2 separate regions of the Homo sapiens genome follow, and region 2 is linked to region 1. A link is an interaction called in ENCODE POLR2A ChIA-PET data of the cell type or tissue named here. Cell type or tissue: PC-3. All regions are shown on one strand. Each heading gives the region's core, and the rest is flanking DNA. Links, peaks and the distances in the headings are about the cores only.

Region 1 (8,392 bases), core at 1,383-6,382:
TTTCCAGACAGGGCCTTATTCTGTTGCCCAGGCTGGAGTGCAGTGGCGCCATCATAACTCACCGCAGCCTTGACCTCCTGGGCCCAAATGATTCTCCCACTGCAGCCTCCTGAGCCTGGGATCATAGGCGTGCACCATCACACCTGACAATTTTTTTTTTCTTTTTTTAATAGAGACGGGGTCTTCCTATGTTGTCCAGGCTGGTCTCCAACTCCTGGGAAACATAGGAAGACCCCATCTCTATTAAAAAAAAAAAAAAAAAAAAGAAAGAAGAGGCCGGGCGCAGTGGCTCACGCCTGTAATCCCAGCACTTTGGGAGGCTGAGGTGGGCAGATTACCTGGGGTCAGGAGTTTTGAGACCAGCCTGGCCAGCATGGTGAAACCCCGTCTCTACTAAAAATACAAAAAAAATTAGTCAGGAGTGGTGGTATGCACCTGTAATCCCAGCTACTCAGGAGGCTGAGGCAGGAAAATCACTTGAACCCGGGAGGCAGGGTTGCAGTGAGCTGAGATTGCGCCACTGCACTCCAGCCTGGGTGACAGAGTGCGACTCTGTCTCAAAACAAACAAACAAACAAAAAAAATAAAAAAAGAAAAAAGTGACCCCCCATCTCAGCCTCTGTGCCTGGCCTAAGACAGGTTGCCAAGATCACTACCAGTATGCGCTGTCCTTTCTCAAGGTGTCTTCAAGGAGAAGTAAGTACACTGTGGACAGCCCCCTGGCAGTAACACATCTCCTGCAAGCCTCTTTGTGTAGGAGGATTTGTTCTCCTGGCCCCTCCTTCCAATACCAACATCTTGAACTACAATTGTAAACCAGAGTCCGGACCCAGGGTTGAGGTCCTCAAATACTCCTATGGAAGAGACCACGTTTTCCCAGCTGCATGGAGGCATTTCACAGCTAAAACCACTCTTCCAATTCAAAGAAGTAAATGAATAGACAACAGCTGTGAATAATGTCTTCTGTGTTTTTCCCTAAACATTGGTTTTGTGGTCATGTCTTCGCTGGTGTTGAAACACTTTTTCACAACCAATGATTATGTATGTGATTAAAACCTCGGAAATGGATTGCCTCGGTCATTCACTCGTTTTCAAGGATGCCACCACCATGTTTAGAATGTGGCTGTCCCATGCTTCTCCCCACCCTTGCCCCTGGCCTTTGTGCTTCTGTGCCCTTTGTGATTTTAGCCATCATCCGTGTAATGGCTAAAATTCAGAAGAAAACGGCTAAAATTCAGAAGGAAAGTAAAATTACAAGCAGCATTTTTCTCAACAAACAGCCCACTGGTGACCTCGTGAGGGCACCAGCCATCGCCTATGCCTGTCCTTCTGGTGGCACAGAATTCACTGGAAAGGTCTCGGCCAGCCAGGCTCTGTGTCCAGCCTCTGTCTGTGTCTCTAAGGGGGGCCTGCACCTCCCGGGCTGCCTGGCAGGGCCTGTGAGGCCTCACTGTCATGAGAAAAGAATCCACAGGTCTGTAAACTTGCTATTTTTAGGCCTCAGTGGACTTGCGCCAGTTTCCTGAGTGTAGTAATTACCCAGATATTTTATTGAATAGGGCCTTGAAAACTTACAACACACACCTCAAACCTACTCAGAAATTTAAAGAGGTTTAAAATGCCATGCAGCGAATTCTCAAAGACAAATGACAAGCCCACGTCTCCATCCACCTCCCCCCACACCCTCAGGCTGCTCTTACCCTGCTTCTCTGCGCTTTCCACACCCGTCCCCGCCCGGGTGAGCTCACCCCATGCAGCTCTGCTACATGCCAGCCAGGCAGGGCTTGCTCCGTGACGGCCCTTTCCAGACTGGCTTCTCTTCTAAATGCAAGCCTCTGTGTCCAACTGTCTCCTGGGGATGTACGAGGGACATCTCCAACCTAGCATTTCCTAAAGAGGGATGCTTCCTGCTCCACCCAGTGTCCCCCATCTCAGGAAATAAGACTTTCATCCATGGCTGAGGCCACCGACCCGAACGGATGCTTTGTTCACTCTTTGCCTCCCTCCCCACTAGCTCCCCATGGCTGGCTCTACTTCAAAATCCATGCTGCATCCAAATCAACGCTGCTCCCCATTCAACCCCTTACCTCCAGAATCTCCTGCGGGACTGCCATAGCCTCCTGAGCCCCTGTCCCAGTGGGTCCACTGCCCAGTACTGTTCCACACGGCATGTAATCTTCTAGAGTATGTCAATTTGACCTTGATTGCCTGACTCACCAATCTCCAAGTCTTCACCTTCTTACCATGGGGGAAGGAGAGCCTGGCCTGCGAAGAAGGCGCACAAGTCTGTGGGTGGTTTCCTTTCCGAGGCCCACGAGGTTGCACTTCCCTCTGGTTGTTAAGTGTGATGTATAGAAGATAATGACTCAAGTGCCTGGATTAGCAATTGTGGGGACTAGCAATGCCCCCAGCCTACCCTCAAAGTCCAGGCTTGAACAATAGAACAAAACAGACACCCAGAGGGTTTGGCAGGGAATAGAGAATGATTAGAGAGATAGAAAAATTAATTAGTTCATTACAGCTGGGAGCAGGAGAGCCATTCTCTTCCATTAATGGGAAAGTTGGAGCCTGAACCAAGAGCAGAAAGCATGGAGCAGAAGCCATGGACTGATTCTTCCTTCAGTTAGAGGAAGCAACAGGAGAAGCAGAAGACTGAAAGAAAACTCCAGCTTCTTCAAGAAACACGGAGAAGGAACAGTGGACGGGTAGGATGCACAGAATAGGTACACGGCGCTGGTCCCTCTTGTAAGCATCTCATGGACATGCCTGCTTTTCATCTTCACGTAATTCCAGGCATGAGTTACAGAAATTTTCCCCATTCTGAGGCCAGTAAGTTTAATCAGTTTGCCTGAGGCCACATAGCTAGGAAATGGCAGAATGATGGCAAAGTCAGGCAAATTCGTTCCACAGTCCCTGTTCTTAACAAAAACAGAAATCTAAATTTGAGAATGGGCTGTATGCCCTGTTGAAAGACTCTTAAAAGAGAGAGAAAATCCAGCAAACTTACCCTGAGATGGATGGTCTGGGTTTCTTCCCATTTCCTAGAACTGCTTACCCGTGTGGAGCCATGCTTACTAACCCGCTGCCCTTGATGCCAGTGAGGCTTGGTGCTGGGCTGCCAATGACCTCAGTTATGGGGCACGGCAAACTTGGTGACTTTAGCTGCAGGCAGAGTCTGGGGTGGCGGTGCCTGCAGTCTGGTGTGCTGTAATGTAAACACCCAGGAAGGCTTCTGGTTGTTGCTTTAGGCCTAAGGCAGGGAGCCGGGAGAAATAGAGAAGGGAAGGGGTCTTCATTAGATGAGAAAGGAATATTGAAAAGTGAGGATTTTTCTGTTTCACTTTCATTTTATTTGACCTTTTACATTGTAAATTATATTCATTTAAAAAATAAAGAAAAAGAAACATTTCTCCAATAAATGGAATGCAGGACACATGTTAATACGGGCAGTGAATGTTAAGCTACACAGCGATTTTAAAATGAATGCACCATCTTCCTTGCTCAGGCAGTGGCTCCTGCGGTCACCATCTAAGGCAACCTGTTCCGACCTCCCTGGTGGAAACCTGGAAGCTCTCTGAACTTTCCTCTCTCCTTCTTCCACGTTGAATCAATTACTGAGCCCCCAAAGATTTTACCTCCGAAACATGTTGTGGCAAAGTCAGTGTGCTGTGTTTGCCAGACCCAGTTCCTTTTTGTTCTGGGCTCTCAGCTGGACTATATAGTCCAGCCTCCCTCAAGTTAGATGGGGCCACATGTCTGAGTTCTGGCCACCAAAATATGCATGTGAGTGATGTGCTGGCCACCCCCCAGACCTGGACCCTAAACCTCCTGCAGGATGCTCCATCCTATTTCTTCCCCTCACCCCTTTGCTGGCCCTCTGCAGAGAACTAGCTGAAAACTCCAGGGCCCAAGGGAATGGCAGAACTTCTGCCTGAAAGAGCCAGGATTCCTGAATGACTGTGTGGAGCAGAGTTCTCCTTCCCCATACCCCAGGCCCCATGCAGGCCCACAGTGGACTGGGAAGTGAATAAGAAATAAACTCTTAACATGTGATGCCACTCTGATTTGAGATCGCTTCTTATAGCAACTACAATAACTGACCCTAATTTATTTTCTCCTAAATAATCCTTTGCATACCTAATACTGTGCCCATTACTGATTTTCTATTTCTCTCAAAAGGCCATCCCCCCAACCTTTACCTCCATCTTCAATCTTGGCCTCTCATAATTCCATCTGTTAAGACAAAGTGAACTTTTCTTAAAACGCATGTTAGACCATACCCCTCTTTGGGGTACATCTTTTAATGGTACCCCCAAAAGTGCTGACCATGGCACACCCTTCCTGTGCCTGGCTTTGGCCAACAGCCTCACATTGGATTTCTGCTGCCATGCTTGGCCCCTGGCCACTGAGAGCCCTGGGGAATTTCTGTCCTCAGGGCTGTGTCTCCAGACATTTCTCATCCTGGAATGTCCTTCCTCTGTTAGGCTAATACTCTGCATCTTCTAGGATCAGTCCAGCAACACCTCTAGGTTCCCTTGCCCTGTCTCCCACTAGTACCCTGCACATGTGTGTACATCACACACATCTCCGTTTATTGAGCTGAGAGCTTCTTTGGGCCCTCACTCAGAGACGGAATTTGTCACCTGTATGTGCTTGACGCTGGGGCCCAGCAACTACCCCTAGTCGTGACAATCCAAAGCGTCTCCAGACGTGGCCACATGTGCCCTGGGAGACACAGTCAGCTCTGGTTGACAATCCTGCTCTAGAGTGGTTGGAAAGAAGAGGCATTTCTTGTGGGTTGTATTCTCTTGGTGGGGCTACTCTATTCAAGGTCAAAAACTAGATTTCGTCAGAACATTCAAGCCTCTGTAGCAGGCCAAAAAGTGTCCTCCCAAAATTCACGTTCACCCAGAATCTCAGAACAAGACCTTGTTTGGAAACAGGGTCTTTGCAGGCTCTCAGAAACAGACTCGTATGGACTGAATTCAGAAGAGATTGCAGGTGGCAGACACTGGCAGGACATGAGACCCACTTCCTGCTTCTTTACTAACAGACCCAGTTTTTTTCAACATGGTCATAAGTCAAGCACAAACAATGGCTCACGATTGGTTTAGGTCATTCATGATCATTCTGTGTCTCATCATGTGTCTTAATTTCTCAGACTCTCTCGCAGTTGGGGTGGCCTTATAACTAGCTCTAATCAACAAGATTTGAGGACAAATCTAACGTGAGGTTTCTTGGAAAAAGTTTGCTTTTCTGATACAAAGGGTCACAGACAGCAGACACTGTCCTTCTTCCCCCACCTCCTTCCTGTGGACATGAGGGATGGACCCAGAGCAGCCTTTAGGTGAAGGCCAGGGGAATGTCAGACAGGTCAGCTCGGACATCCTGGGACACTGGGCCACCATGCCAATGGCCCTTTCTTGCTGGATTTCTTATTACGGGAGCAAAATAACTTTCTTGTTTTATTTAAGCCTCTGTAGTAGGTTGCAAAGTGGTCTTCCCAAAATTCTGGGTGAATTTTGGGAGGAGACTATGCAACCTCCTAGTGTCCACCCAGAATGTCAGAACAAGACCTTATTTGGAAATAGGGTCTTTGGAGGTATAATCAGTTAAGAATCTTCAGATGAAATCATCCTGGATTTAGAGTGGGCCCCAAATCCAATGACTGATGTCCTTACAAGAAGAGAAGGCATAGAGAGATACACAGGGGAGGATGTCATGTGATAACAGAAGTAGAGGTTAGCATAATTCATCCCCCATTCTCCCCCTTCCAGTGCCCCACACCGCTTGCAATATGATGCAGCTCCTTCCATCAAGAGGTGGAGGCTTCTTTCCCACTCCTTGACTTGTCAAGGCCTTGCCACTTGCTTTGTCTCACAGAATGGTAAGGAAGTGATGGCATGCCGGTTCTGAGCCTCATGCATGTCTGCTTGCACTCCTGAAACTCTGTTCAGCCACCTGAGAACAAGCCTGAGTCAGCCTGTTGGATAACAAGAGACTGATGGTCCTTGTCAACTCTGTCAACTCCAGTGCCCCAGCTGCCAGCCAGGCTACTCTAGCCCAGCCAGCCTTCAGCTGATTGGCCAGCTGAGTGGAGCAAGATCAGCTGTGTTTGACCCAGAGCAGCAAAACCACCTAGTTGATTTGTAGACTTGTGAGCAATACCAAACACTTATTTTAAGCCACTAAGCTTGGGGTGGCTTCTTACCCAGCAGTAGCTAATACCTACACACTTTCAGTTATTTGGCACCTGTGAGCAATTGAATTTGGGAACCCTGTTTTAGGTAGAGGTTTTCAGAGTTCACTGTGTTTTAGAATTACTCAGAAAATTTACTTAAAATAGAGATTCCTGGGCTTGCTCCTAGAGAGTTTCAGTAAATTGGGTGAGCTCTAGGTATCTGCATTTTGACCAGCATTGCTAATTCTGGCATGGGTAGTCCATGGAATACACTTTGTAAACCATTTTTTTCATGGGAACAAATCACTAAAATCATGGTGTAATCTCTAATATTATTCCTCCTCCAATATCCGAAGAGAGAGAGGAGAGGGTTTCAGCCCAAAACGGGAATGGGCTGCACTTATCTGTAGAAATTGATAAAGAGAAAGATCTCCCTTGCCCAGCGTCTCAAAAACTGCATTTTACATTCAGTATTGTTTCTTGATTGCATTAAGAAATACACTGCAGCCGGGCACGGTGGCTCATGCCTGTAATCCCAGCACTTTGGGAGGCTGAGGTGGGTGGATCACTGGAGGTCAGGGGTTCAAGGCTAGCCTGGCCAACACAGTGAAACCCCATCTCTACTAAAAATACAAACATTAGCCGGATGCGGTGGCACACACCTGTAACCCCAGCTACTCAGGAGGCTGAGGCATGAGAATCACTTAAACTCTGGAGGCGGAAGTTGCAGTGAGCCAGGATTGCGTTACTGCACTCTAGCCCGGGTGACAGAGTGAGACTCTCTCTCTCTTTCTCTCTCTACACATATACATATATATACACATATGTATATATATGTATATGTGTATATATACATATATATACACTGCTTTTAATTTACATAAAAATATTTATGATCATATATAAATAACAAAACCTTGGTTTTAATTACAAAATGTTGTTTGGTGGCTGGTGGATCAAATCAACGAGGATTAGCTAGAGGCAAACTGCAAAGACAGAGTATGAGGCAATCAAGAAAAACTTAAAATACCTAAACAATGACAACCTGTGTAACAGATCCTGGAAGCTGGACAAGGGCAACTGCCCGTGTCCATTCCCGCTGGGCCAATCAATCAGCTGCCAGTCATTCTGCCAATGTTCACCAAGGACTGATGTGTCAGACAATCCTTGAGCTGATACACAGCAGGGACAAGCCATTCCTATCCTCTCTTCACGGAGCATGCATTCTAATGGGGCGGGGGACACAAATGATAAATGAGATAAAATACATATGACGTGGTATAGTGTCCCCCAAAAAGATATGATCAAGTCCCAACCCTGGGTGCCTGCGAATATGACCTTATTTGGAAACTCTTTGCAGATGTAATCAGGTTAGGAGGAAGACACTAGGGTGCCCTAATCCAATGCCACTGGTGTCTTTCTGAGAAGAGACATGGACACAGGGAAAATGCCATGCGATGATGATGACAGAGAGTGGAGCGCTGCATCCACAAATCAAGGACACAGGGAAACGTCATGCGATGACGTGTCAGAGAGTGGGGTGATGCACCAACAAGCCAAGGAATGCCACGGTTTGCCAGCAACACCAGAAGCTGAGAGGAGAGCATGGGGCACACTCCCTTACAGCCTTCAGAGGATACACGGCCTTGCTGACAACTTGATTTTGGACGTTCAGCCTCTAGGACTGTGAGAGCATGCGTTTGTTGTTTTAAGCCACCCAGTTTGTGACATTTTGTTACTCAGCTCCAGGAAACTAAGGGAGAAAAAGCAAATGGGGAAGGGAAACGGGATGCTGAGGGTTATGTTTGCAGTTTAGACTAAAGAGCCACTTGGACGTCCTCACTAAGATGGGGAGGAGGGAACGCATGTCAGGCAGATGGAACAGCAAGTGCAAAGGCCCTGAGGCAGGAGTGTGCCAGGGGTGCTTCTGGCTGGTATTGTTTGGGCTAGGGAAAGCGCTGGGAGGTGAGGGCAGGGGAAGAGGGGAAGGACCAGGGGATAAGGGACTTGCAGGTCATAGCAAGGTTGTTCCATTTTGCTGAATGAGAAAGCCACTGGAGGGTTTTGAGCAGAGGAGTGGCATGGACTGAATTTTTTAAAATGTCAACTTTAAATTCTGGGATACACGTGCAAGACGTGCAGGTTTGTTACATAGGTAAATGTGTGCCATGGTGGTTTGCTGCACTTGTGAACCCATCACCTAGGCATTAA
Region 2 (5,656 bases), core at 657-5,656, 100 kb before region 1:
TGTTGCAGGTGAGATCCGAATTCTGCCACTCGTGAGCTGAGGAGCTCTGGGCAAGCCACCTAACTTTCTGTCCCGGCTTCCTCCTCTGGCAAGTGCTGCCAAAACCAGCACCTGCTCCCCCAAGGCCCCCCACAAGGATGCAGCGTGAATACATGCAAGCAGCGTGGAGCAGTGGTCCCGTGGGGACCGTGAGTGCAAGCGTGAGCAAATCCCATGCTCCGGCCCTAGCACTCCTGATGCAGTAACATGTCAGCAACACACATGGCTGAACCAGCCATGAGGACAAAAGAACGGAACCTCACTCAACTGTCCAATCTTCACACTTACTCTGTACAAGACAGAAATTTTCATTGGTTTCTAATGCTTAAAAAATAAGTACTATGCATTTTATTCTCTGTAAGTAAAAATTCACTTAGCCTGAGCTGAGTGTTCTATGAAACAGCATCTTCATGATGACCTACAGGAATATTTTGGTTCTGAAGTTTTCACAAGGCTACTTCTGAGGAACAATCACAAAAGGCCTGAAGAAGGTTCCCACCTTCCCAAGTCACTTTCCTCACCAACGAGAACACTGTAGCTAATGACAAGGCGTGTGTGTCTAAGGGCAGGGCGTGTACTGACTTACGCAGAATCTGGTTCATACTTCAGCACGATGCTTCCCTTTGCTGGAAAAGAAACAGACACACATTTGCCAGGTTTTCCAGGTAGTGGATGCATGCGCTGAGCACATTTCTGCACCTAGTGATGTGTTAAGTATTCTGAAGAAAGAAAACAACAAATAATCTACATTCTTGGCTTCAAGGATCTAGATGGTGAAAAGAGGCCGTCTGGATACATGAACCAAGTCCAAATGACGCAGTAGGGACGATCTGGAAGAGGACCCAGGCAAAAGCCATTCAGGGACTTCAAGGGATGTCACCTGACAATCCACTCTGAGAAGCAAGGAGGCTGGGGATTAACTGCTGGTTAATTCTTCAAAATTCAAAATTAAATAAACTATAACACCAACTCCCAGAATGGCATGAAATACATAAAAATTGTCTAAAACAATACTGCAATCATCTAAGTGCAGGATTAAAAGAAAACCAGTATAAACAGGTCCTTTATCCTTTACAAGAATCTCTACTTTAAATTGTGGTTCTTGCCTGGAGACGGCAGTGGGAGACAGACTCCACAGAGCATGTTTTATATCCCAAAGGAACCACACGAGTAAGTTTTAAACGCAAGTAAGAAACGTAACTGCAAGAAGTGATTCACGTACTTTTGATCAAATTGAGCCAAAAATATTAAACAGCAAGTTATTTAAAAAAATAAACAAGAATGAAGACAACAGAAAGAAAATTAGAACAGCTTGGAGAAATGATTTTTATGCTTAGGGGAAAACGTCACTGGAGTGATCTGAAGTGGAAGTTGATGAAATATAAAAGCAGCAATATGACCAATAATCTACTCCAGCTGGCTAGCAGAAAAGTCAGAACTGCTGGCAAGACTCTTATTTTGCTCTAACACAGGTGATTAAAATCTGCATGTTAGCCAGTCTCGTGAGGCTGTGTACCTTAAAAAACAAATTTACTGGCTGGGCGCGGTGGCCCACGCCTGTAATCCCAGCACTTTGGGAGGCTGAGACAGGCAGATCACAAGGTCAGGAGATTGAGACCATCCTGGCTAACACGGTGAAACCCCGTCTCTACTAAAAATACAAAAAATTAGCTGGGCGTGGTGGCGGGTGCTTGTAGTCCCAGCTACTTGGGAGGCTGGGGCAGGAGAATGGCTGAACCTGGGAGGCGGAGCTTGCAGTGAGCCGAGATCGTGCCACTGTACTCCAGCCTGGGTGACAGAGCGAGACTCTGTCTCAAAACAAAAAAAGAAAAAAACAAATTTGCTCATGCACAGAGACCTGCTTCCACCCACCCCCGACCTGCTGACAGGCAAGTGGGTCAAGAGCTCTGGCTGGGAGGCTTGCCAGGGCTGCTCACAGGCTGACCCCTCCTCTCCCCGGACTCTCTGGCCCAGCAAGGTGAGCAAAGGCCAGCCCTGCACGCCACACAGACACACCACAGGCTGCTGGGCAGCAGCAGGGCACCACCAGAGCCTGGGGAAGTACACCAACCCCAAGATGCCTTTGACCCTTAGCATTCTGAACTGTCAATCAGGGATCTACAGAACCCTCTGGAAATTGATGTAGCCATAAATAAACTGAAAACTATGATTGATAAATATGCCCCAACGCACACCACCTGCATTTTTGCTGGCCTTATAAAGGGAATACAAGTTATGTCTCTATGCATTTCCAACTACTCACCCAGGTCCTTTGCTTGACTGTAGGTCTCACTGCTGAGTTTTCTAAAAAAGGGATTTTCCTGGGTCAACAGTATCTTAACATCTTCCATTGATACAGTAATAATTCTTGAGTTAATAAATGGATACAATGTATATATTCCCTGTGTGAATAAAGAGAATGAGAGAACAGATACCATGATGTCATTCATGAACGACAACAGCCTGCTCTCAGGGGCTATGCTCTTAGCGGCTATGGTGGTCGAGCCCTCACTATGGCCCCTCCCCTTGGACAGGTGTGGAACCCACCCCCCCCTAGGAGGGGAAACCAGCACTCTGGGAGAGCTCTATAACCTGTGAGGGTCAAGTGGCTGGTAGGTGCCAGCCAAGCCCTGAGCCACTCAGACCATCTGGCTGACCAGCAAGCCCATCTACTCCCGACTGCTTCAGTCATCTGTGGCTACTGCTGTTCAAATCCACTTCCAAAATTACCTCCTGTGCCAGCCGGAAAGCACAGTCAAACTCTTCACCGCTGTTATTTCTACACCAGACTTTGATCCCCGTGTTAATAACCTGTAAGTAAAAAAATAAGATGAAACACAGAGAGATGAAGACAGGACCATCTCCTGTAAGGATGCCGGGCCACATGGAGCAACCGTCACGGAATGGGAAAGGAGAGGAGAAGCAGAAACCCACCGAGAAACCCCGGTTAAGAACGAACTGATACTCACAACTTGTGATTACGTCGTTTGGAGGACAGTAAAGCAAATGAAAGAAGGGCCCCCAAATGGCCAAATTCTAAGGGAAGTACCTCAAAGGACAAATCCCAAGGGTCGGGGCAGCAGTACTCGCAGCCTCTACACCTTTAGTACCTTCTCTGCCCAGGAGGGCGAGCTGTGAGAACTACACCATGGCTCACCCCCCTGCGGGAATGGGGCACAGAAAAGACACAGGCCACCAGATTCAGGACTCTGGCAGGAACCATTCAGCCCTGTGTCAGTCAACAGCTCTGAAATCAAAGGGCAGGCTCAGGGACCCACAGCCAGCGCTACAGGTGGGGAGGGCAGATGTCACGGTCTGCTCCAAATGAAATCTAAGCCGCTGTGAAAAGCCACACGCATCCCGCATCACACAGCACTCAGCGTCTGTGCGGCTGGCACCTTCATCTTCTCACTGTTATTCAGCAGCACATTCCGCAACTCCTTAGAAACCATGTAGAGCTGCCTTTTCTTCCCTTCTGTAGTCCGAGTTAACAAATTCATCCTTGGGAATGAAGGATCCAAAGCATAAAATTTCCTGTACATAACAACATTGTTGTTTATCCACAATGAGTTCAAAATCTGGTAGACTGTTTCTAAACATCTTATTCTCCTCCTCCAGAATTCAATCCCCAAAACTGCAGTGTGGTTCAAGGGCACTGGGCTCTGCTCTGGACTCCAGCTTCTAAACTTCATCCACTTCCACCTGAAACCTCCACGTAACATTTATTTGGGGCACAACTCCATCAGAAACCTAAATTAACAAGTGCAGCTTCTCTCCCTCAGCCGCTACTCCAATGATAATGACCTGATAACACTACTTTTGAGACTTTTTTTTTTTTTTTGATATGGAGTCTTGCTCTGTCTTCCAAGCTGGAGTGCAGTGGCGCAGTCTCAGCTCACTGCAACCTCTGCCTCCCGGGTTGAAGCGGTTCTCCTGCCTCAGCCTGAGTAGCTGTGATTATAGGTGCACGCCACCACACCTAATTTTTTTTTGTATTTTTAGTAAAGACGGGGTTTCACCACATTGGTCAGACTGGTCTCAAACTCCTAACCTCATGATCTGCCTGCCTCAGCCTCCCCAAGTGCTGGGATGTGCCCGGCTGAGACTTATTTTTTAATAGACTTTTACAAATGTATGCAAAGGACCAGTTATTAAAAAAGACAGTAAGTGACCGCCCTGGTAAATAGATTCTAAAATTCAATGAATAAGAAACAGATGAATGTCAGACTTGTCCTAAACCCTTTTCCTCTATATTCTGTCTATGTCATCCCTAATTAGCCCTCACCCATGCTGCTCTTCATTTCTTCTACAGAAACTGAACTAGACAACCTTGGCTACTCGTCTATATACTCAATTGAGTAATTTAGGTTCAGGATCACAACTAATTTAGATTCATAATCACAGTCCAGTTTTCTTTTGTTTTTTTTGAGACGGAGTCTCGCTCTGTCGCCCAGGCTGGAGTGCAGCGGCGCGATCTCGGCTCACTGCAAGCTCCACCTCCCAGGTTCACGCCATTCTCCTGCCTCAGCCTCCAGAGTAGCTGGGACTACAGGTGCCCGCCACCACGCCCGGCTAATTTTTTTTGTATTTTTAGTAGAGACGGGGTTTCACCGTGTCAGCCAGGATGGTCTCAATCTCCTGACCTCGTGCTCCGCCCGTCTCGGCCTCCCAAAGTGCTGGGATTACAGCCGTGAGCCACCGCGCCCGGTCCAGTTTTTTTTTATCTATCATGTTCACAAAGTAAAAGTTTACTTTCTCCTTAAATTAAAAGATTGAGTAACCTCTAAAGTTTCATCCTGCTCTAATATGCAGTTAAAAAGGTTAAAAAAAAAAAAAAAGCTAGACAGAACTACATACAAAACAATGGTTACATGTGATCAGTTGTACATTTGATACTCTATAGTAAATTTCTTTAAATGAATAATTAAAAAGGCTGAATCCTTACTCAATAGGTGGAAATAATGGGTCATCTTCAGGAATAAATACAAATGGATCTTCTTTAAATCCAAATAACTTCATTTTCTTTGATGGAGGAGGACTAAAAAGGGAATCAGGATGAGACAAATCAATCTGTAATGTGTGGTAACCTTCAATACCAAAAGCACATTCTTCCTTTCTGTCAGTTCTGTGCAACATGGAACGGTTTGCGGCAGATGTTGAAACCTTCCGGCTTCCACAGAGTCCAGCCCTCACACTGCATGTGCCTGATACCACACATGTACTGCCCCCTCAAACCGACCAAGAAGTGGCTCTGGGATCCCATTTAATCCAAAAGGACTGTGAAGACACCAGCGTATTAGATCAAGACATAACCACTTTTCTTACCCACACACGCCATCTTTCTTACTGCCATTATTCTCTAAATCCTCAGTTGCATGAGCTATTTCTGTGTCACCAGTTCCTGTGAATGACGGACTTTCCAGCTTAGAGGGATCTGTGGGTTTCCCTTCTGTGAGATCTGCAGGGCTCAGCTGTGTGCTTTCTCTGGTCTCTGCAGATTTACCCTGAAGCTGTCATAAAGAACAATTTCATTGACACACAAAGAGGAGCATTCTTTGTGCTGCTACGAAAAGTTAAAAATACCACGTTCACAAAATCCATCAGTTATATTTTTCTA

The links. ChIA-PET counts read pairs that join two places held together with the same protein. Peaks named below come from ENCODE experiments on the same cell type or tissue, not always from the same donor. Only the 100,000 strongest peaks of a DNase experiment are listed, where the experiment ranks them.
Region 2: POLR2A ChIA-PET joins it to region 1 with 14 read pairs; 4 of 35 experiments call an interaction of 5 or more read pairs at or near these places.

The regions. Positions count from the first base shown.
Region 1 is chr5:6,703,021-6,711,412 of GRCh38, forward strand. It overlaps LINC02102 (long intergenic non-protein coding RNA 2102), which reads right to left and starts at 4,691. Exons shown (of 3, transcript NR_103771.1): 1 at 2,088-4,691. In PC-3, for the core only: no CTCF peak of the experiment used is centred there; a DNase peak (open chromatin) is centred at 1,581; H3K4me3 peaks cover 828 bases; H3K27ac peaks cover 1,148 bases.
Region 2 is chr5:6,601,836-6,607,491 of GRCh38, forward strand. NSUN2 (NOP2/Sun RNA methyltransferase 2) reads right to left here. Exons shown (of 19, transcript NM_017755.6): 13 at 5,365-5,549; 14 at 4,985-5,077; 15 at 3,438-3,573; 16 at 2,770-2,850; 17 at 2,303-2,441; 18 at 626-665. Among named protein-coding and RNA genes, the nearest start is that of LINC01018, 23 kb to the left of the region's middle. In PC-3, for the core only: no CTCF peak of the experiment used is centred there; no DNase peak of the experiment used is centred there.